Linked DNA regions of Homo sapiens: region 2 is linked to region 1. Evidence: chromatin loops called from intact Hi-C (ENCODE). Cell type or tissue: pancreas. All regions are shown on one strand. Each heading gives the region's core, and the rest is flanking DNA. Links, peaks and the distances in the headings are about the cores only. Region 1 has its middle 33 kb from the start of CAVIN3. Region 2 has its middle 5.8 kb from the start of OR52L1.

Evidence for each region. Hi-C counts contacts between places; a loop is a spot of excess contacts. Peaks named below come from ENCODE experiments on the same cell type or tissue, not always from the same donor. Only the 100,000 strongest peaks of a DNase experiment are listed, where the experiment ranks them.
Region 2: it touches region 1 in a loop (2.9-fold over the local background); 10 of 110 quality-filtered maps call a loop at or near these places.

The regions. Positions count from the first base shown.
Region 1 is chr11:6,352,142-6,354,957 of GRCh38, reverse strand. No RefSeq gene overlaps it. Among named protein-coding and RNA genes, the nearest start is that of CAVIN3, 33 kb to the right of the region's middle. In pancreas, for the core only: a CTCF peak has its summit at 1,352 (motif pointing right); a DNase peak (open chromatin) is centred at 1,357; H3K27ac peaks cover 272 bases.
Region 2 is chr11:5,991,349-5,994,164 of GRCh38, reverse strand. It overlaps a transcript of OR56A3 not described here and the pseudogene KRT18P58. Among named protein-coding and RNA genes, the nearest start is that of OR52L1, 5.8 kb to the right of the region's middle. In pancreas, for the core only: a CTCF peak has its summit at 1,331 (motif pointing left); no DNase peak of the experiment used is centred there.

The DNA of each region.
Region 1 (2,816 bases), core at 111-2,610:
CCAAAGCCGGCCTTTTGGGGGACAACCCTGGGATTGCACCAATTAGCCCAGCAGGGCCCACTCCTCCTCATGAGACCTGGGCGCAGCTGTGGCCCCTCTCTGGACAAAGGGCACAGGGATGGAGCAGAAGGCAGAGCCCTGGAGATAAGAGGCTTCTCAGGGGAGCAGAGAGAGGGAAGCGGAAGACAGTTGGGTGGCCTGAGGGGACCTGCCCAGTTCTTGTTATGCTCACTAGGCCTTAATTAAAGACCTTTGGTCATGCAGCTCTTAGTGATGGTCAGGGTCCCTGAGGAATGGGGCTGATCAAGACTGTTAAAGGTCTAAACACATTAAAGATTATGTTTGGTTTCTACATGTTATTCAAAACAAAATGGTATAGGCCATAAAATAAATACAAAGAAAGTTAATAAAATGTATCCCACGATGGTCATACTGATGGCCTTTTGCAAATATTGAATTCTTTAAAAATTTGTTTTCCTGTTTTGTGGTTTCTGCTTTCATAATGCCATAGCTCTTTCTTATCAGCTTATTGAAGAATCCATCCCTGATGAGGGGTCTGAGGGAGGGTTCCTGTCAATGAAACTTGAATGAAAACTAGAGAAATCTGAGTCCTCAGCTCACGGAGAAGCAGAGTGAGGACCCCAATCATTGATGGGCTCAGTGAGGACCCTGGTTACTGAGGGGCCTGAGTGAGGGTCCCTGGGAGGCCTGTGAAGGAGACTGTGGTCACTGAGGGGGCTGAGCTGAGGCACTGTTGTTGAGGTGTCTCAGAGAAGGTCCTTAGTTACTGAAAACTGGGGTGAGGGTAGGCTCTGGTCCATGACGAGCCTAAACATGATGCTCTGGTCATTGGGGACCTGTGGAAAAATCCCTGATCACTGAGGGGTCTGAGTCAAGGGCCCTACTTACTAAGGGCCTGGGTGGAGACATCTGGTCACCAAAGCCTGAAGGAGAGGGTCCTGTCACAAATTCTTACAGGTGATCAGAGGTTTCTGAGTGAGAGGCTCTATTACTGAGAGGGACAAGGAGGATGCTTGTGTCACTGACTTAGGGTGACCAGCTCCTGATGAAACTGAGGGTGGGGTCCCTGGCTCTCAGAGGGTTGAAGAAAGGGCTCTGGACACTGAGACATGACTGAGGGTATTCGGTCAACGGGAAGTATAAATGAGGGGCTTTCCCTAGCAAGCATGGGCTCACATAGGTGGGACAAACTGCCCAATGTGGGATCTGGTAGCTGAGATTTCACGGCAGGGTTAAACCACAGTGGTCCTTAATTCTTCCTCCCTCTTCCTCCTTCGGCCTGACCTGCAGGTCTTCTAGATACCAGTAGATGGCACTGCAACCTCACATGTGGAGGGGGCAGCTGGCTTAGGTCCCAAGGTGGGTCCCAAGTGCAAGCAGGTGAGAAGTGAGAGAGGAAATTAGTTGCCCTTCTGACCAGATTCCCTGGAGTCAGGGGAGAATCAGGCTTGACAGCTTAGATCCCCTAAGCACAGCCACCTAGAGGCCAAATCCTGTTATCACAGACCAACTAGTTCCAAATGCACTGTGACTTTTTATGTTGGATTCATTCATACGTTTTTTTTTCCAGCAAGTGTACATCCAATATATGATAGAATTTGAGTTAGGTGCTGAGGATACAAGGGTGATTAAGCAAGGTCACTATTTTTAGAAGCTCATGGTGTCAGAGGTGAAAATTAATATAAATAAAATAATTACAATAAATGTGATAAGGATTGAAGAACAAGGATATGCACAATGCTTTGGAGGCCCAGGGAAGGTCTGAATATACAGTTTAAGGAGGTTGTGAAAGTGTGAGGAGGAAGAGGTGACATTGAAACAGGGTCTCAAAGCATGAACAGGGATTTTGTTTGTGAGGCACACATGAGGGAAGGTATCTGGGGCAGGAGCAAATGTGTGAGTAAGGATGTGGGGTGTGTGAGAGAGCCTGGGGTGTCAAGGGATCTCCATGCGGTCCAAAACATCTAGGAAATATGGAACACTATAGGGGTGGGCTGGGAGGATGGTGAGGAGGAGGAATGACATATAGATATGGGGGAAGATCATTAAGAATCTTATACCCATATTTAATTTAAGGCTTTGGTCGTGGTTCTTAAACGGATAAAAAATCAGGAGAATTTTCTACAGGCAGATGAAATATTCTGGTTTCTGTTTAATTACTTTGGTAGCCAAGTTGTAATTAGAGGAGGGATGGACTGCAGGCAGAGACCCAACTAGGCAACCAAGTTAGAATTTATGAGAGTTAAATAAAGAAGGATGTTGCAGAAAAGAAAACAGATCTGAGGGGTGTTTAGGAGGGAGGATGAGCAGGATTTTGTGTCAAAATAGACATGAAAAGTAAGGGAGAACGAGGAATGTAGAAAAATAATAAATGTTAACATTTATTAAACATTTAACATCTGTAATACTTTATCTCAATAATCATAACAGCACTCTCTAAGGTAGGAAATATTACCCCTATTTTCGGATGAGGCAACTGGAGCTCACAGAGGCTACATGATTTGTCTAAGACCACACAGCTAGTTCTGTCCCCTGCCTGGTTTTCCTATGTTAAACCTTTTCTCTCTCCAGATTCCCCTCCAGAGTGAGATTTAGGAAATCCTTCCTTAAAATCCTCCAGCGGCTCCCTATTGTGTACTTCACAGTTGCATCAACCTTTCTCCACCTCATTCTAAAGATCAGGCAGGTAGGACTGCTGGCAACTCCCCAAAGTGCTAACCTTCCTTGCCTGTGTGCACTTTTCTATGTGGTACACTGCTGACAACTCCCCAAAGTGCTAACCTTTCTCGTCTGTG
Region 2 (2,816 bases), core at 317-2,816, 360 kb after region 1:
GGAGCAGCTCAATGGGATCCTGCTGCACCTGGAGTCGGAGCTGGCAGAGACCTAAGCAGACAGGCAGCACCAGGCCCACGAGTAGGAAGCCCTGCTGAACATCAAGGTCAAGCTGGAGGCTGAGATCACCACCTACTGCAGCCTGCTGGAAGACAGCAAAGATTTCAATCTTGGTTGTTGCCTTGGACAGCCCCCAACTCCATGCGAACCATTCAAAAGACTACCACCCGCCACAGAGTGGACAGCAAAGTGGTGTCTGAGACCAATGACACCAAAGTTCTGAGACATTAAGCCAGCAGAGGCAGAGTACCCTTTAGGGAGCAGGAGGCCAATAAAAAGTTCAGAAGTTAAAAAAAATGTTGGTTACATGTTAAAGTGATAATACTTTAGATATGCTGAGTAAAATAACATATTAAATTCATTTTTACATGTTTTCTTTTACTTTTTAAAGATGGCTACTAAAAATTTAAAATGACATGTGGTTTGCATTATATTAATATTTCTCTTATAGTCATTATAGGGCTGCTATAGAGTATAGGGAAAGTTATATTAGGCAAAATGGAAGGGCCAATTTGTATCTTCCAACCTATATACATTCTTATATTTACATTTAATTCTCACCTTTGAGAAACAGGTTTTTACATTCTCAGAAAAGAGAGGAAAACTGAGTCTAGGAGGGTCCAACACTCATTAGGAAAACTGCCATTGTTGATGAAAAAAATGGGTGAGGGTGGACTTCCTCAGAGTGTTAAAGAAAGAGTATCATCTTTCTAGAGATGGCTGTATTTGCTTTTTAACAGGCCTCCCACCATCTATGCTTGACTTCTTCTCATCCATTCTCATAGGATATTTTGCTAATGAGATTTTGATCATGTCTCAATCCTCTGCTTAAAATTCTTCATGGTGCTCCACGGCCTTTTGACATGGCCTAAAAGACCCAGCATGCTCCAGTTCCTGCTTAAACTCTAGGCTCAGTTCCTGAGTACTAAAATCGCAAATTTTAACAATCCTTTTAGGTCTTTGAAAATACCAAGGTCCCTTTCCTCCTGCTTCACAGGTTTGTATCCTCATCCTATCCCCACACCTCCCTTCACTTTTAACCAATTCTTATGGGCACTAACTTGAATAGGGAGGGCTTTCCCGAACTTCCCAGACTGGGAAGGTCCTATGTACTTAATATATGTCATCCCATGACTAGTGAAAACCTTTTTATCATATAGATATTTATGAACATCTAATAGACTACCTGGAATTGGTAGATACCTAATCTACCAATCTACCATCTGCTTATTTATTCCCAAGGAGATTGTGGCTACTAGGTGGAGTGGGAAGCTTCGCTCCACCTAGTGGAGAAGCTCTGTTATTTCAGTGGGAAGCTTGTTACTGGGTAACAGATGGGACCAAGGAAAAGATCTGCTTGGTGATGGAAAAATAAGATAGAGAAGGCCTCAGCCCATCTCATTGGGAACTTGCTGGGATGGACTGTTGGAGAAGCCCTATTTGTCCTACATGCACCATGGCAAGGGGGTTGAGGCCCTTGGGTTTGTCACAATCCTACAGAGGAGAGGCAAAATGCTCAACTCACCTGAGGCAGGCAGCATTTGTCTTTTTTCAGAAACACACTCTGAAGCAGAGATTTGCATGCCGGAAGTTTATTGAGAAACATACAGGAGAACAATGATTGTCAGGGAGTGAGAGGAGCAAAATGAAGCAGAAGAAGAAATTAAACTATGATCTAGTTTTCTCAGATGACTCAGCTAACCCAGTGGGACCTCTCAAGCTAGGATGACTCTTCAGTGTTGTTTAAGATTGAAGAAAGGGAGCCAAGATTTTGTATTCTTATATCAGCAGTCATTGGGTGTGAACTGCGTTGGAGAAGGAAAAGTAAACTATGGTGAGGGCTCTCTCTTTGGCCAAAGGGGAGTGACTTAGTTATGAACTTCCAGCAGGCGACACTCCTAGCATCTGAAAGAATGAGCACATTGAACAACAGCATCCACTAAATAATTTACTGGGGTCCAAGATTGTTCCGTGAGAATGAGAAGTCTGAGCTCACAGAGCAATGTGAAATTTCCCAGCTCACTGCATGAGGTTTCCTAGCACACTGTCAGGACATACAGGCTTACAGGTAATGACCAACATTGGACAGACACGGTCCACGTGGTTAGGTGCAGGAGCCACTCCCTGCTTGGCCTCTCTGTCCAATCACCTACCCCTGTGGGCTGTATCCTTAGCTCTGTGCCTTTCCAGCCAATCTGGGGGCTAACTTAGGCTTTGTGCAGGTTGTCTATGAGTCCTCTGGGACCTGCCAATTGGTAATAATATCCTGCTTGCCCAGTGGTGCTCACAGTCACCACCACTGCCCTGGGAAAGTATCAAGGATAAACTTTCCTTTCAGATGAAGATGACAGAAACAGTGACAAGTTGGTGCACAGGAATTCAGCAGTGGAAAATGAGGTCAGTTTCTGGGTTTACAGTTGGGGGAAGACTATGGCCAGCTGAATTCTGCCCTTCTCAGAGCCCTTGTGACAGGGGTTATTTCTCAGCTTGTGTAGTGTGGCTCTCCCAATACCTCTGGTCTGACACTTCTTAGTAGTCTTAAGCTTATTTCTCTGAGTTAGAATAGTTGTTCTCTCCTGGCCTGACTCCTCAAACAAACTTTCTCCTCCTGGCTTCTACCATTTAGATGCTAGTGGACATGGAGGCTCTTCTATGAAATGTGACCTGTCCCTCTCTCTTTAATCTCCTTGTTAACAGTGGCCTGGACTCTATGACAGTGGGGGAAAGGGAGAGAAAAGAATATAGATGGAAAATGA